2 separate regions of the Homo sapiens genome follow, and region 1 is linked to region 2. A link is a loop called in an ENCODE intact Hi-C map of the cell type or tissue named here. Cell type or tissue: ascending aorta. All regions are shown on one strand.

Region 1 (8,000 bases), 90 kb before region 2:
GTTCAGTTTGTTGCAGCATTGTTGTCATGTCTAATTTTTGTTTACGTTGCACTGCACAGCACTCTTTCGTATACTTAAGTAACCTTTCTTGTTCTGCACTGCTGAATGACAGCTCATTTATTCTAGGGTGGTAATTGCAGTGTAGCAGACCCAGGTGAGCAATGTAAAAAGTTGAAGCAGATAAAATGTATGATTTCTTTTATAATGGTATTGTGTGCTGTGTTCTCCTCATATAGATGCTTTTTGTTTACATAGAGAATATCTAGGAACAATCTACATGTTCTTCAAGATCTTTTAAAATAAATACTCTTTCATTTTTAAAAAAGATGTATTCTTGGCCAGGCGCTGTGGCTCATGCCTGTAATCCCAGTACTTTGGGAGGCCGAGGCGGGTGGATCACTTGAGGTCAGGAGTTTGCGACCAGCCTGGCCAACATGGTGAAACCCTGCCTCTACTAAAAAATACAAAAATTAGCCGGGCATAGTGGCACATGTTTGTAATCCCAGGTACTCAGGAGGTTGAGGCAGGAGAATCGCTTGAACCTGGCAAGCAGAGGTTGCAGCGAGCTGAGATCGCGTCACTGCAATCCATCCTAGACAACACAGCAAGGCTGTGTTTAAAAAAATAAAAAGACATAATTGCAAAAGAAGTATTTCACTTCACCCTTTATTATAGGACAGACCACAGTGCAAGCAAGAAGATAAATGGTTAACTTACAACTGACCTCTGATTGGAGAATACTAGAGAGTGGTGAAGACTGTGGCAAGCAGGAGGGCTCACCAACCTCCCAGATTTAACCCAGGCTGCATGTAGGAATGCAGACCCAGTGTTGCTAGGTCTCTGGAATTAAGTTATATTTAACTAGCCTGTGATCTCTAAGGCCTTCAATTATGAGGTTCAGCACCACTGGAAAACTGAGTCAGTTTAGTGCTTTATTTCACAAAGGCAAATTGATGGTCCTTTCTGACCCTAAATTCCCAGTTTTACTTAAACTATTTAGACAAATCTAAGAAGTGTGTGAAATAAATACAGTGGAGCTTGAGGATTTTTGTTGTTGATTTTCTGTCCTTTTATATTTCCTCCTTCCCTCTGAGGGTTCACATAGGAGCCTCCACAGCCAGAGGATTACTTTCAGAATTGGAGGCAAGATTATTTCTTGGAATTTTGGTCTGAGGAAAAATTATTTAGGTCACTTGGACACTTATGTTGTGCTTTCCCACAAAATTGTCTAGCATTTTCTTTAAGACATATGCATGACCACTGCCCAAACGAAATAAATCACCCTTTCTCTTAAAGGATCCAGACTATTAAATATGAAGAACATCAACTAATTTGACTAGCAGAATGTAGGCCTTCAGTGTTAACATAGCCTTTTTCTGTTATTGCATTTATCTGCCTTTGTTCTGAAGCCCCAGTCTAGTACCTTTCTTAATGCAGATCTCTTTGAGCATAATGTTTCCATTAAACCAGCCAGTGGATCTCATTTGCTCCATACATATTCATATTAGGAAATATTATTGTACAAAGTAAAAGATGCTAGTAAAAGATATGCTGGAACAACATTTCTGACAGTATTTGTTCTGTAGTTAATGCTCTGGGAGCCTTTTTCCTTCAAACTCTCTATTCCTAGTTAGGGCCTCATCATTTCTTGCCTGGATTATTGCAGTAGCTTCCAGGCTGGCTTCCTTTATGCCCTTCATAAGCATATGGCTGCCAGATTAATATTTTTTTCAACACAGCCCTGATCCTGTCATTCTACAATTGAGTTCCTCACAGTCTACCTGATACAGAGACAGAAGGAATGTGATAATACAAATAATAATGGTACTCACAACAACAATAAATGACTGGTCTTTGATATTTAATCTCTAATATCAATTGTCTTGAGACAACAAGGCTTTTTGAATTCAATATCAGAGGGTTTAACTGTGAGGTACTTGGCATGGGTCTGAATTGCATGTATATTGTATGACTGATTGAAAGAAGATTATCTGATACACATGAGAAGTGTGGAGGTGGGAGCTGACATTTTGTTAGAAGTGCATGCCTGGCATTTTGATATACTATTGCACCTCCTCAAATCTTTTTAACAGAAACAAACTACTTTGTGATGATAGAATAGCATAATACAGGACAGCGGAAAAATCTTAGTGCTTTTTGTTCTGGTTTTGATTTTGCAACTAAATATGTATGATAAATAGGAAATTAGTGCATTGGAGCATATGCATCTGTTAAAGCAGATTGACTGCTTGGTTATCACACTATAAACAACATTTTTGAAGAATTTTAAAATTTATAATCTCTGATATAATGTTAAATGAAAAATAAGATACAAAGCCACACATAAAGAGGGTTCACATTTAAGCACCATCACCTATACAAAACACACACGCACACAGTCACACACACACACATACACACAGTCACACACACACTTACACACAGATACAAGTATACATAGAAATACAAACCATGAAAATAAAGTTACCAAAACAGTTGTTATCACTAAAGTTTTGAACGAGTGTTTTTTATTTCTTTATTAACCTTGTTATTACTTCTCATATTTTCTACAATGAGTATCACTGTTTTTAGTTTTGTTTTTGTTTTTTAAATGGAGTCTCACTCTTTCTCCCAGGCTGGAGTGCAGTGGGGCTATCTTAGCTCACTGCAACCTCCACCTCTCGGGTTCAAGCAATTCTGCCTCAGCCTCCTGAGTAGCTGGGATGACAGGTGCCCACCACCACGCCTGGCTAATTTTTATATTTTTAGTAGAGACAGGGTTTCACTATGTTGGCCAGGCTGATCTTGAACTCCTAACCAGGTGATCTGCCTGCCTTGGCCTCCCAAAGCGCTGGTATTACAGGTGTCAGCCACTGTACCCGGCGTATCATTGTTTTAATGAATACACTGTCTTACACGAGGGCTTGCCTAGCTCTCTCAAAAGTCTAAGAAACAATGAATAATATTATTTTATTTAAACATTATTTAAAAACATGAAAACAGTGAATACAAAGTTGAACTCTCCTCTTACAATAATAAAAATTCTTCTTGAATAATTCTGTATCCTACCATTCCATGAATTGTATCCATGGAAAAGTGTATGTTTTTCTGATTCATTTATTTATTTGCTTCTAGGTTATTGGATGAAGAAATCTAGGAATAGAATGAATAACTGTATAGATTACACCTCTGATGCCTGGTGTGTGTGTGTGTGTGTGTGTGTGTGTGTTTCTTCCCTTGTGATTTTCTCTCCTTTTCCTGCCTAATAATGATGTAGCTGATCTGCTTATCATGTTCCTTTATTTCTATAATTCCAATTGTTGTAGATCCCATAGAGGTGTTCACTCTTGCTCTCTCTCTCTCTTCTCTCTCCCTCTCACACACACACAGATTAAATAGAGAAAATTAAGTAAAGAGAGGAAAATGAGGAATAATTTCATACTTTAATATATTCATTCATTCATTGCTCTTTGATAATTTTTTTCTTTTTTAATTTTATTTTTCCCTAAGTTATTGGGGTATAGGTGGTATTTGGTTACATTAGTAAGTTCTTTAACGGACATTTGTGAGATCCTGGTGCACCCATCACCTGAGCAGTATACACTGCACCATATTTGTTGTCTTTTTTCCCATGCTCCCCTCCCACTCTTTCCCTCAAGTCCCCAAACTCCATTGTATCATTCTTATGCCTTTGCGTCCTCATAGCTTAGCTCCCACATATCAGTGAGAACATACGATGTTCGGTTTCCCATTCCTGAGTTACTTCACTTAGAATAATAGTCTCTAATCTCATCCAGGTCATTGCAAATGCTGTTAATTCATTCATTTTTATGGCTGAGCAGTATTCCACTGTATATGTATACACCGTAGTTTCTTTATCCACTCATTGATTGATGGGCATTTGGGTTGGTTCCACGATTTGCTACTGTGAATTGTGCTGCTATAAACACACGTGTGCAAGTATCATTTTCGAATAATGACTTCTTTTCCTCTGGGTAGATACCCAGTAGTGGGATTGCTGGATCAAATGGTAAGTAGAGCTCTATGATGTTTTGATACTCTTCTATGGCATAGACTTAGTGCTCCCATGTTCTAAGTGTTATGAAAGGCTGAAGATAGGAATATTAGAACATGGCCCCCTTCCTGAGTTATATAGCTTAGAACAATGGTACTCAAACTTAAGAATGTGTAAGAATTACCTAGGCCATAGCACTTACACATGGAATATCAAGAGGGAGAACAGACTAGGAGAAGACGTTTGAATTCAGCTGCCCATGTAAAGTATAAAGAATTATTTTTACCCAGAATCTTGAAGGGGAAGGAACTGAGTCACACAGACAAGAATGTGCCTAAAGCAATTCAGCAGTTCAGAGTGGAATGAAAAGGACCCTGGTTCCCTGCTCTTAAGCCAGTGTTCTTTAGCTGGCTAGAACTCAGCTCTCTGTTTAAAAAATGAATGGGTTGCAGTGGAGCGCTGTGTTCCAAGTAGGATTTGTAAGACTTCTGGAATTCTGAAAAAATTCTACTGGTTTTCTGCCTGTTTCTCTGTCTATACTTGAATTCACTGAGGCCAAAAATGGTAACTTTTTACCCAGTAGCTGGCAACATTCCTGGTAATTAGAAAGTGATCAGTAAATGCTCAATGACTATCTGAATGATTGCATTTTTCAAAAAGAAATCTGAAGTCTAAATTTTGAGCCAACTAAACATCATATTTCTTTGGTTTTGGGTGGTTTGGGAAAAATCCAATGTGTTCTCTGAAAGGAAAACATATTTGGAGATATGATTATTTTTTTCTGTAAATAAAGTTACTTTGTTGTAAATATAAATATACATGCTCATTTTATAAAAGAAAATGAAAGGAGAAAAAAGAGCAAAATATCTGTATTGACACCACTCATAATTACCACTCATAATTTTTGTTTTGTTTTTCTTATTCACATATAGGACTTTTATCATGATATATGTATGAATTTATATCCTGTTATTTTTCTGAAACATTATAGCATAACAGGATTAAGTATCCTATTACCTCTACAGTTCCTGATATTTATAAAGATAAATTATGAAAATAATGTTTGAATGAGAAGGTTTTTCTGTTTATATGCTGTTCCAAAGAACCTTAGGTATCAGAATTTATCTGAGCCCAAAAACGTCCCTTAGGTACCTTAAGCTACCCAAATTCTTTGAATTCTTTCAATCAAATCCCCTAATTTTATAAAGAGGAAATTGAAACCCAAGAAACAATATAAGTGAATTTGTTTGAACCCAGGAATTTCAGTACTTGTTGTCCTAATTTAAAATTGTGTCCCAAAGAATATTTATCTTTGAATTTGTTGATGTTTGCTCTTTTAAAAAGGAAAGAAGAATAATAAACTAATTCCTCATTTTACCTTTAAAAGGAAGTTTCACTGGAGGAATAAGACCCAAATGAATGAACCCCCATCAGTCATTCGTATCCCCCAGCTGATGAGGATTTCAGCAGTTGTGCTGACACCTTGATCTTGGGCTAGCCACCCTCCCCTTGCTCTGCCATGGAGCTTGGTCACCTTGTACCATGGTCAAAATAATGGTGCTCTCTTTCAAAAGCCATCCTTAGATTTCCAGCTAATAGTGTGTAGAAAAGAGAAAACATAATTTTTTAGTACCCCAAATTCTAGGTTATCTACTGCACTGAATGATCTAAAATATCAAGTAGGCGCTTTCAGCAAAGCTGTTAGAAATATAAATAGAAAAAATAGGAAAGATTATTTGTGGGACCATTCAAACTAAGACTGTTGTTGTTCTCATTATTATTGTTGTTTTTAAAGGACACTGTCCATATATTGCAAGACATGTTGCCCACTGCCCTTCACCTATGGGATTATATAAACGCAATCCTATTTTTTAAATAGTTGTGCAGAAAATCGAGAAGGGAGCTACCTTAACTGTGTATTCAGTTCTTGAGTGACAAAGACAGGCGTGAGAGAGAGAGTCCCTTGCTTCCAAATCACCCCTCCTTTGCCTCACCCTTTTCAGGACAAACCGACTACCAGAAATGAATCTAACCCATGTGGTCACTACAGGATTTATCTGGGCATTTGCTGAACCTGCTCGCAATTTATTTTTATTTCTTCCGATAGACATGGATTTGGCACAGGGGAGTGAATTCTTTTTGAAGCAGCAGATGTGCCTGGTACACCCGTTTGCTGTAACCATTTGTGCTGTGGTTGAAAAAAATTTTTTTAAGAGTGCAGAATTGTTGAAGGGGGAGGGTTAAAAAACCAGAGCCATTTTAGTGATTATGCAAAGTTAGAATGTGAGTAATTTTGCTGCAGTTAGTCATTATGTGCTTTCATAGCTTGTTTTACAGGGATAAAGGGATGTGTACAGGTTTGGTGAATAGAGCTCTTATTTGTTCCTAATAGTCACTCTTCATGAAAACATTTTCTACCCTTCCTCCTACTCTGTGGCAAAAGTGCTCTCTCCTTGGAAATTATACCTTTCTGGGATCCATTCCTTTTATCCATCTACAATCAGTGGACAGACAACTCCATTTTGAAGAACAAATACGTTAGAAGAAGAATTTTTTTCTCCTATACAATCTACAGTGTAACTGATACACATTCAAATCATCGTAATACAGTGATCATTATAAAATGAGAGTGTTTTCTGCAAAGAGGAAAAAAAAAACTGAGCAAACATCTAGTGACTTTGTTAGGAGCTTAATGTGCTCTAAATATGATGTCCTTCAAATATTTTATTTGAAATATTTGATAGGTCTTAGAAAATTTTGCTCATGGAATTCTCTGAGAACTGTAACACACCACCTATTCCTTTTTCGCTTTGCTTTCGGTCACCCAAATTTTTTTAGAAATATGTGAACGAGGGTCTGTTTGTTTCCACTGAAGCAAATATAGCCACTTGCTCACACTGGTGGCTTCTTTTACTGAAGTCCGTGAATATGTTAGAAACTCTTGTATGAAAATACAGCAACCCAATTTGTCCCTATTGAGCCTACTTTGTGATTTCCATGCCCTGCTGCCTGGTGTGTATACACTGAGATCCACTTTGTTAAAGAACAAAACTGGGTTTGTTACTTTTTTGTAGGCTTATTATTAAGTCTGAGCATTCTGGTGTGAGGTTAGGAACGCTGGTTTCAGACTCTGGAAAACAGAGTTCTAATCCTGACCCTCTGAAGACCTTCTCACTTTGGGCAAATCTTTCCTGAGCCTTGTTTCCTTGAGGAAAATGTAGAGATGTGTGATATTCACATTTCTTACGCCCTACAGTTATGTGAGGAATACTGTATGTTTCAGTTATGCACAGATAAATTAGTTATTTCTTCTCAAAGAATCCTCTGTTAAAAATTATTCCCCAAATAGCTCTTTTTCGACACTTGTCTCAAGGTGGTCACATTTTAATTTCTGCCACTGATACACAAATTTCAGTGATAAGAAACCCCTGAATGACTTGAGAGTTTCCTGAGAGATGGGATCCCACCTATTTTATTATCTTTTGTCTTTTTATGGCTTCCGAGTAGCAGTAAAAGATAGGAATGGTTGGTTCTATTACAGTAGTTGATTATAACCAAAAACTAGTGAACCACACTCTCCAAATGTCCTGCTACCTACAGCTAAGAAACCCAATGTTTATAAACTAACTCAGAACTTTTAAAATTAGATTGAACTACAGAACCCTCTATCATACTTAAATCTTCTTAGATGAATGGTGCACAAAACTGATGGGGGATGGGAAGTGTGGGCAATTCTGTTACCGAACTATTTCCCTTATTGTTTCATTTGATTAAACACTTCTCTCTTGTATGGAATTTGCCAATAATACATTATTGAAAAAACTGATTTCAATAATATGTTATTGAAAAAACTAATTTATTGAATAAAAACATATGGAAAAATCTCTTTGCTAGACCCTAAGGATGGAAAGCCCAAATTTCTACCCACATGGAGTTTAGAGAGGAAAGGAACACTAAATAAGTAATTGCAAAACAAGACGTAAGG
Region 2 (8,000 bases):
TGTGTGTGTGTGTGTGTGTGTGTGTGTGTGTGTGTGTGTGTGCGCGCGCGCATGTTTAGTTGCTGTTGAAAATATTTGACCACTATGAGGAACTGGTAAATTTGCCTGTGCTCAGGAATACATTACATGGATGCTCTGGTTAGTCACTTTGTACTTTACATCTGACTTTTCCTCCATCAGAGACAAAATTAATAATAAACAATTTTTAAGATTTTGGATAAAAACCTTATTAAAATGCATGGCATATTTTTCTTTTTTCTTATGGGGCTATTCTAAGCATTTGAAACCTTTTGATGACTCAGGGTCATCACCATGACCATCTATTGTTATGCTCTGCTGAAACTCAGTAATTTTTTCCTCCTATCCCCCCAGGCTGTCAGCGGCCATCTCTGCTGTCACTGTGCTGCCTTTCACAGTCTTTCCCACTACCTTCTAAAGTTCATTGGTTTTAATCTCCTCTGGTATGAGGAAGAAACAGCAAAATTGTCATTAGAATCATTGGTGAATAGGAGTCAACAAACATTCACTAGTGGCCCAAAGGAGCACTCATCAGAGGAAAAAATGTTGTTTTATTTTGAAAAATTGCTATTTTATAAACCCAGAGCTGCTACTCCCCCTTCTTTTCTTCTCCGTTCTCTTTCTTCATCTTTTTCTTTCCTTTCCAACCTTCATGAAAACTGGAAATATGGACTATGACTTCATATGCTCTTACTTACCCTCTGCTGGGATTTTGTTCTGAAATTGTAACAATTAGAGGAGTGTTTCTAAATTGGATCGCTTCAGATTGTCTCAGTTCTCTGTGACTTTAAGAACAAGCTGATTTGAAGCCACATACTGTTGGCAGCTTTCATCCATTTATTTGGACTATCAAGCAAGAATGCTCACAATCTTTCATATGAAAGAAGACATCTTTATTTCCAGTTCACACTCTTCATAATAAGAAGGGTATTTGAAATAAAGCCAAAAAGCATAACTTACTTCTCTAACTTCATATTTCAGATGCCTGCAATAGTGGGAGAACATTTTTTTACTACCCCACCTTACCCTCAAATCAGTAGCAGAAAATAACAGTGATGCATTCAGACAGCAAAAAGAGAAAATAATAATTTTATTAAGTTTACAGGAAAGGTCTCAGCTTTCTTAAAAGCCTATCTTTAGGAAGTAAGTAACTGGAGCTGCACACCCAACAGAGGAAGATGACTTTACTTATCATTTACTTAGAAATTATCTTTGAAAGGATCATTGTGCTGTTGTTAGCAAAAAGGAGCTTCTGTAAATGTCACCTCAAACTTTGAAATCTGGGAAAGTCTCATTATGAAACGCAAGTTTTATCTTTCATACTCAGCGCTGGAGCACTGAGTATCCTTGCATTCATGAAGACTTTCTGGTACAGAGTAAACGGAGCTGGGAGCATAAGTGAGAATGCAGCTCCAGCTGACAGACCCCCAGCTCTATCTTCCCAGGTGCATTTCCTTTTTTTTTTTTTTTTTTTGTGAGACAGAGTCTCGCCCTGTCACCAGGCTGGAGTGCAGTGGCATGATCTCTGCTTACTGCAATCACCGCCTCCTGGGTTCAAGTGATTCTCCTGCCTCAGCCTCTCGAGTAGCTGGGACTACAGGTGCACACCACCATGCCCAGCTACTTTTGTATTTTTAGTAGGGATGGGGTTTCACCATGTTGGCCAGGATGGTCTCGATCTCTTGACCTCGTGATCCACCCACCTTGGCCTCCCAGAGTGTTGGGATTACAGGCGTGAGCCACCGCACCCGGCCGCATTTCCCTTTTGTACACTAGGAGCTACCGAGTACCAGAAGTCTTTGTTAGGATGCACAGTTCTTTGCTCACTCTGCCTGGGACAGTGGCTCAACATCTCCAGTCCCCTTTGAGTTACCTCCAGAAGGTTCAGGAAGAGCCTTTCCCTCCAAAATGTTCATAGCATTTGATCTACCTTCTCTAAGATAAGCAGCTTTTGTCACATTGTACCTAGGGTAAAGATTTGTAATGCCTTAACTCTATGCCATCTGTATGCTTCCTGCGGACAGGATATGCTTCTAATTTATCAGATTCCCTTAAGAAACTACACCATGATGCACTTCTCAAAGTATGCTCTTAACTAATACTTATGGGAGGAAAAAAGGAAGGAGAAGGAAAAGGAGGGAGGAAGGAAATCGTGTAATTGCAGAAAGTTTATGTCTGGGACCCTTGTGTAATAATGTTAAATAATACTTTGACTTTTACGCCATTTTTCTATATACAAAATTCTTTCACATCTATTTTCACCACTATCCTGATATTGTTTGCATGATGTGTAGTATGTATGTTTTTAATGTGTGTGCATATTGTTTGTCTCTCACACATACAGCAGCCCCAACACTGACAAATCCAAATTCTATGAGTACAGGGAGTTTGTTGTGTTCACTGCTGTATCCCCAGCACCTTGAACAGCACCTTTCAAGGAGGAAGAACCTAATTCATGTTTGTTAGAAGAATGAATGACAATATTGTCTTATTTGATCTTCACCATAATCCCGTGAAGTGAATACCGTATTCATACTGTATCCTCGTTTTTTTGCAGATGGCAAAACTGAGGCCTTGAGACCTGCTCAGGTTTGCATAGCTAGTTTTTGGCCATGGCAAGATTTGAATTCAGGTTTTTCTATTTCCTTATTCTCTCCTTTTTGTCTTCTGGGAATTTGCTATATTAATAGCAAAGCAAGAAATGTCACACAAAGAAAAATTGTTTCCAATTTTAAATTCATGATGCATATGCAAGAAATTACTGACTTTTCAATCCAATGGTAACACAGATTGTGTGATTTTTAGGAGGAAGAGCCTTTCTTTTCCATCTCTTGCGTTTATTAGCATATGTGTCAGTGCACACACATCTACACCGTGCAGCTCTCACCTTGTACTTTTCCAGTCTGAATTCGTTTTGTAGGCTGTCCCTGCCCTGACTATCCCAGGTGCCTATCAGGGCTGTGTCTTGGTCAGGCTAAGGCCAAGCAACAGGCACCAGCATTTGTTATGGTTACCTTGGCAAGTGAATGGGGTTTGAGGGAAGCTGGAGAGCAGGCATTTCAGGAGTAGAACTAGGCCAGTCTGTTTTTGTAAAAAGTTGATATTCACCCTAATTGTAGCTCATGTTGGCAAGCGGAGTAAACACCCATGCAAATTACTAAGTTGTACTGAATGTCCAAGGATGTCAATAATCATCTTGAAATCCAAATAAATATATTTTTTACTGAAACGGAAGCCAGGCACCACATGCAGTTTCTCTCTGTCACTGGAGACAGATTTGGCACATATGCATGAGACAGAGAAGGGCAACTCTTCAGGCCCTAATGCACACAGGAAACTAGGGATGTGTATATCATACTTGGCAGCAAAATAGAGGTGGGGCAGCCATCACTTTCTGTTCTCAAGCACCTCTCTTTTTTCCTATATTTTAAAACAGGATGACCACAAAGAAGAATAAGGTATACAGTAGCATAGGATCCTAAATTAAAGCATGAGGGAAAGCTAGCATTAGTTTTTCATCTAAAGTCCATTTGGGTAGGAATGAGTCAGTGCAAAACTGTACAAAGGTGATCTTAAGTCACATGTTATGTTACCGACTCTGTGGCAATGGCTGTGAGTAGTCCAGGAACTCTCCAAGGCCTATTTTTAAATTCACTTAGACCAAGCATAATGAGGTAAAGGGATGTCTATACACATTCTCAAGTTTAGTTCTCTGACCGTGAGTCAGACTGTGGGCCATGGACCTGGGCGTCTCAGTGGTAGCAGGACTCATTTTTTCCCCTTTTCTTTCTCATAAATGACTTAGGAGACACATTGGAGAACCCTATGTGCTCCTTTTACTGGAATTATCTTTTAAGGAAGTACTGATTTCACCTCCTGTACATGGTTTGCTGAGATGGCCTATTGGGGTTTCCCACCAGTCCACAACTGGAAGTTTCTATTTGCACATTTTGACTGCTAGTTCTATATTTAGTCAAAAGCCTGCCTTTTGCCTGGTTTCTTAGGGAAATAGTCTGTAGGAGTTGCTGTGTCCATTTGCCTTGTTCACTTGGGTATTTATTTGACTGTATACCCTGATTATTTCCTAAATTAACAAAAAGGCACAGGGCCCCAAATGAAGGAAGACCCCTTGTAATTTGTTAAAAAATAAGTTTATGAAAATGTGTCGTCAGGAAATCAGAGTTGTGTTGCGGGGTGGGGAGCATGATATACATTTGTGTTTGTATGTTTCTAATTGTCTACAGATTTATGGCCTACTGTAACAAAGCCATTGTAAGTGTACAGTGGGAGGGTCAAGAAACCTTATTCTATGGATTCAAACACATTATGCATACAATTTACACGTAGGCACAAAAATATCCCTTCAAAGACCCTCCAATAAGCTATGGTATAGTTGAGGAAACACTAGACTTGAAGTCGGGAAACCGGAGTGTTGTCATTTTAATCTCAGGCTATATCTTTACATGAACAAGAGAACTTTGTGTTATTTTTCATATTCGAACTCTTTGTGCTGAAGATTCTGCAGTCAAACTGCAAGACACATACGCATTGGCTGATCAGAAATGACATAACCATTCTTACTGCACTGAGTTGATATTCAGTCAATAAACAGTCTAATCTCGGTTAAATGTTTGCATATTTTTAGACTTTTAAAAATTTGAAATCAGCCTCTCAAGTTCCATTAGACAGTTTTATCACGGACACATCAAGTTCCATGTACAACAGGCTGAGAACCATTAAGCTACAAAATTTCTAAAATTTTCTCCAGGTTCTCAGTTGCTAAATTCTCTCTTGAACATTTTTGGGGATAAAAAACTGGCAGAGAAAAAGAAGAAAGTACACCTTTTTACATTATGAAACACCTATGTTCACCTTATCCATGGAGTTATGCCAGTGACCTAATGCCTATTAAGTTCTTCCATGTTCCAAAGGTCTTTCTGTACTTGAAAACTCATAGGTGAGTCAGGTCCTTCACTGATAGCTTATAGCTAAAAACCACTTGGGAGAGGGGCTGTCCAGGTCTTATGTCAAAACTTTGTCCCATACGCTGTTAGTGTTAGAAATGGAGCCGTCAGCAAATAGAATCTGTTGTTTCATTTAATTACTTTTCAATATGCCATTACCAGAAATTTTTATGTAAATACATATTTTATTCCCTGAGGCTTGTCAATCTGAGACCAAAATTATACAACACTGAAAAAAAAAAAAACAAAATTTTCTTTTTACTAGTTCTCTCCCTGTGTTACTGTGTCATCTCTCATGCATGGTATAGGATGATGATGGTGCTCAAACTTAGCCAAAGACTCTTTTGTTGGTATTCAATTGGCAGAATTAATGAAACAAATATTTTAAGATCCCTGAATATGTGCTAAAAGCATATAACTACACTACTGGCTAGTCAGTAATTGGTGCCTCAGAAGAGTTAGGTATTTATTCATTTACCAAATACTTATATGTCAAGCACTGTTCCATGTGTTTTCTTAACCCATGTCATTGTTAAAACAACCCTTTGAAATGTGGGTACTGTGATTATTTCCATTTTGCATTGAGGAAGCTGAGGCACAGAGAAAGTAAGGAACCTGCCCAAGGTCATACTATCAATTGTAGTGGTGCAAGACAGTGGGCTCTGAAGTATGTTCTCTCTATGACGACACTGTGCTCTGAGGGAGTGAGAGAAGGAGGACATTGTTTGGGGCCCAGTGAATTAATGAACAAGATATCTGACTAGGATCTGAAGACTAGCAGAATTGACCCTACAGAGAATGTTTGACCCTACAGAGAATGGCTGGCTGTTGGTGTTCACAGCCGTGAGCATAGTGTGGTCCACAGCCTCGGTGTGGAAAATGGTCTCTGTGGTTGAATTGAGAGAAGAGCAAATGAACTGGTCTGGAATAGGGTGTACACGTAAGTAGAAGATAAGATTGAAAACAAATTTAGTGCCAAAATCTGAGGGACCTTGAGCCCCATGCCAAAGAGTCTGTATACCTTATCTAATTTGTTTAATGGGGCCACTAGGCAATTACGGGTCCGGGACCCGCATGGCAAGAATGCCTTCCATCCACAGCAGCCCTTGATGTGAGGTCAGAAAGCTAACTGCTAAACTTGCAGTCCTGAGGGAACACCCTCAAATGGATAAACCCAGCTAAGCAAGCTGGACCATTTCCTTGGGAATTATTCACCTCTCAATCAAAGAAGGAAACTTCCCAAATTCAATCCATTTGCCTTAACGTGGTGTCCCATTACCACGAATACTGAGTTGTATACATTCTTCCCTAGCTCCCTTGAACAAGCTTCTCTACTACTTTTCTTAAAAAAAAAATTACCCATTTATGACTTATTTATTATTTATCCCCTTCCTATAAGGGAATGTCCACTCTTTGAGATCCTCATTCTTCCTCCATCATGATGATGTGATGATGTAATGATGTAGTCAAGGCGCTTCCCTGGCCTAATGTGTATGAGGGCAGGCTTTGAAGTTTGACAGTCTTAAAGCTAGAGTGGTGTCATGCATTGCTCACCTCTCTAATCCCAGATTTCCTCCTCTGTATAATGGGATAAATACCTTTCCTATGAACATTTTCAGATTTTTAAATATTAATAATTCATATGAAATACTCAGCCCAGAGCTCTGTACAAAATATATTACTCAATAAATGTAGCCATTGATATTATTAATAATATTATTAAATATTGAGAATGAATTCTACCAAAGTGCATGGCACTTCCAGTGGCTGATTCTGTTTTATGTAGCCACAGGCCTTTACCAAAGGCAATGGCAATAAAGAGAGGGCACAGCAAGATCTATACTCCTTTAAACTAAGGTAACCCACTTCAGTTAGTCCCCACAGCTTCTCTTGCAACTCTTACCCTATTAGCTGTTTCTGGGGAGAAATTTAATGGGCATAGATACTGGGTGGATAGACCATACCCCAGTGATACTCCAGAGAGTGAAAAAGAGAAGTTAACACAGGGCGTGACTTCCTATGTTTAACTTGCAGTTCTTATCTTACGTTGCCCATCAGAATTATCTGTGGCATATTCTAACCATATTCTTCCTAGGCCTCACCCCTAGAGATACTGAATTAATTGTTCTTGTGGGTAGAGTCACTGTTATGCTTTAAGCTTCCCAAGTGATTCTGATGGGCAGCCAAGACTAAGAATCTATGATTTAGATAGAAGATGGGAAGCCGAGGGAGGCCATGGGAAAGCTCTGATGGTGAGTATGGGAAGAATCAACATAAAACAAGCACTCAACAAGTGTGCATCTAGTTGAAGCCTTGCTTCTCCTGCATTTGTTATCTCAGTGTGCTATTTAAAAGCAGCACAAAAAACAAGGAGTGAAGACCTTGATATCAAGGATGTGAAAGCTACTTCTAATCTTCAAACAGATATTAGGCAGGGGCTTTAAGACTTCAACTTGAGAGAAAAGCTAAGGCACCTGGTATGTGTGTGCTCAAGTGAAATATTTGTGCTGACTGAGGGCTTCAATGTCAGGCTGTCTGAAAGGACACAATATCAACAGCTTTGCTGTGCTTGTGTATGAGTCTTTAAATGAATATATCTGGTTATAGCTTATCTCTTTTCTCCATGCTCCCTCATTTCCAATTTCCAGGTAATGGAGATCATCTAGTTCGGTTTCAGCTGCTTTATTTTGCAGATGAGCAAACCCAGTGATGCCTGTGATCTAGATGGAGGCAGATTTCCTCTCTCCCCCACCCTGGTATACCATAGTCTGTTCTAATGCTGGGATCAAGGATGAAAGTGCTAATTTGGGAGTGTCCCCCACTTTCTTACTAGCTGATATGGTTTGGCTTTGTCCCTACCCAAACCTCATCTTGAATTGTGATCCCCACATGTCAAGGGAGGGAGGTGATTGGATCGTGGGGGCCCTTCCCCCATGCTGTTCTCTTCATAGTGAGGGAGTTCTTATGAGATCTGAGATTTTTAAGGCAGTTTTCCTTGCTCTTGCTCGCTTCTCCCTC

Evidence for each region. Hi-C counts contacts between places; a loop is a spot of excess contacts. Peaks named below come from ENCODE experiments on the same cell type or tissue, not always from the same donor. Only the 100,000 strongest peaks of a DNase experiment are listed, where the experiment ranks them.
Region 1: a loop joins it to region 2, with 2.0 times the contacts of the local background. A loop is called at or near these places in 4 of 110 quality-filtered maps.

What each region holds. Positions count from the first base shown.
Region 1 is chr3:188,589,955-188,597,954 of GRCh38, forward strand. All of the region lies in intron 6 of LPP (LIM domain containing preferred translocation partner in lipoma), which reads left to right. Among named protein-coding and RNA genes, the nearest start is that of LPP-AS1, 25 kb to the left of the region's middle. In ascending aorta, no CTCF peak of the experiment used is centred here; a DNase peak (open chromatin) is centred at 4,426; H3K27ac peaks cover 4,755 bases.
Region 2 is chr3:188,679,522-188,687,521 of GRCh38, forward strand. All of the region lies in intron 7 of LPP (LIM domain containing preferred translocation partner in lipoma), which reads left to right. Among named protein-coding and RNA genes, the nearest start is that of MIR28, 5.3 kb to the right of the region's middle. In ascending aorta, no CTCF peak of the experiment used is centred here; a DNase peak (open chromatin) is centred at 3,730; H3K27ac peaks cover 7,352 bases.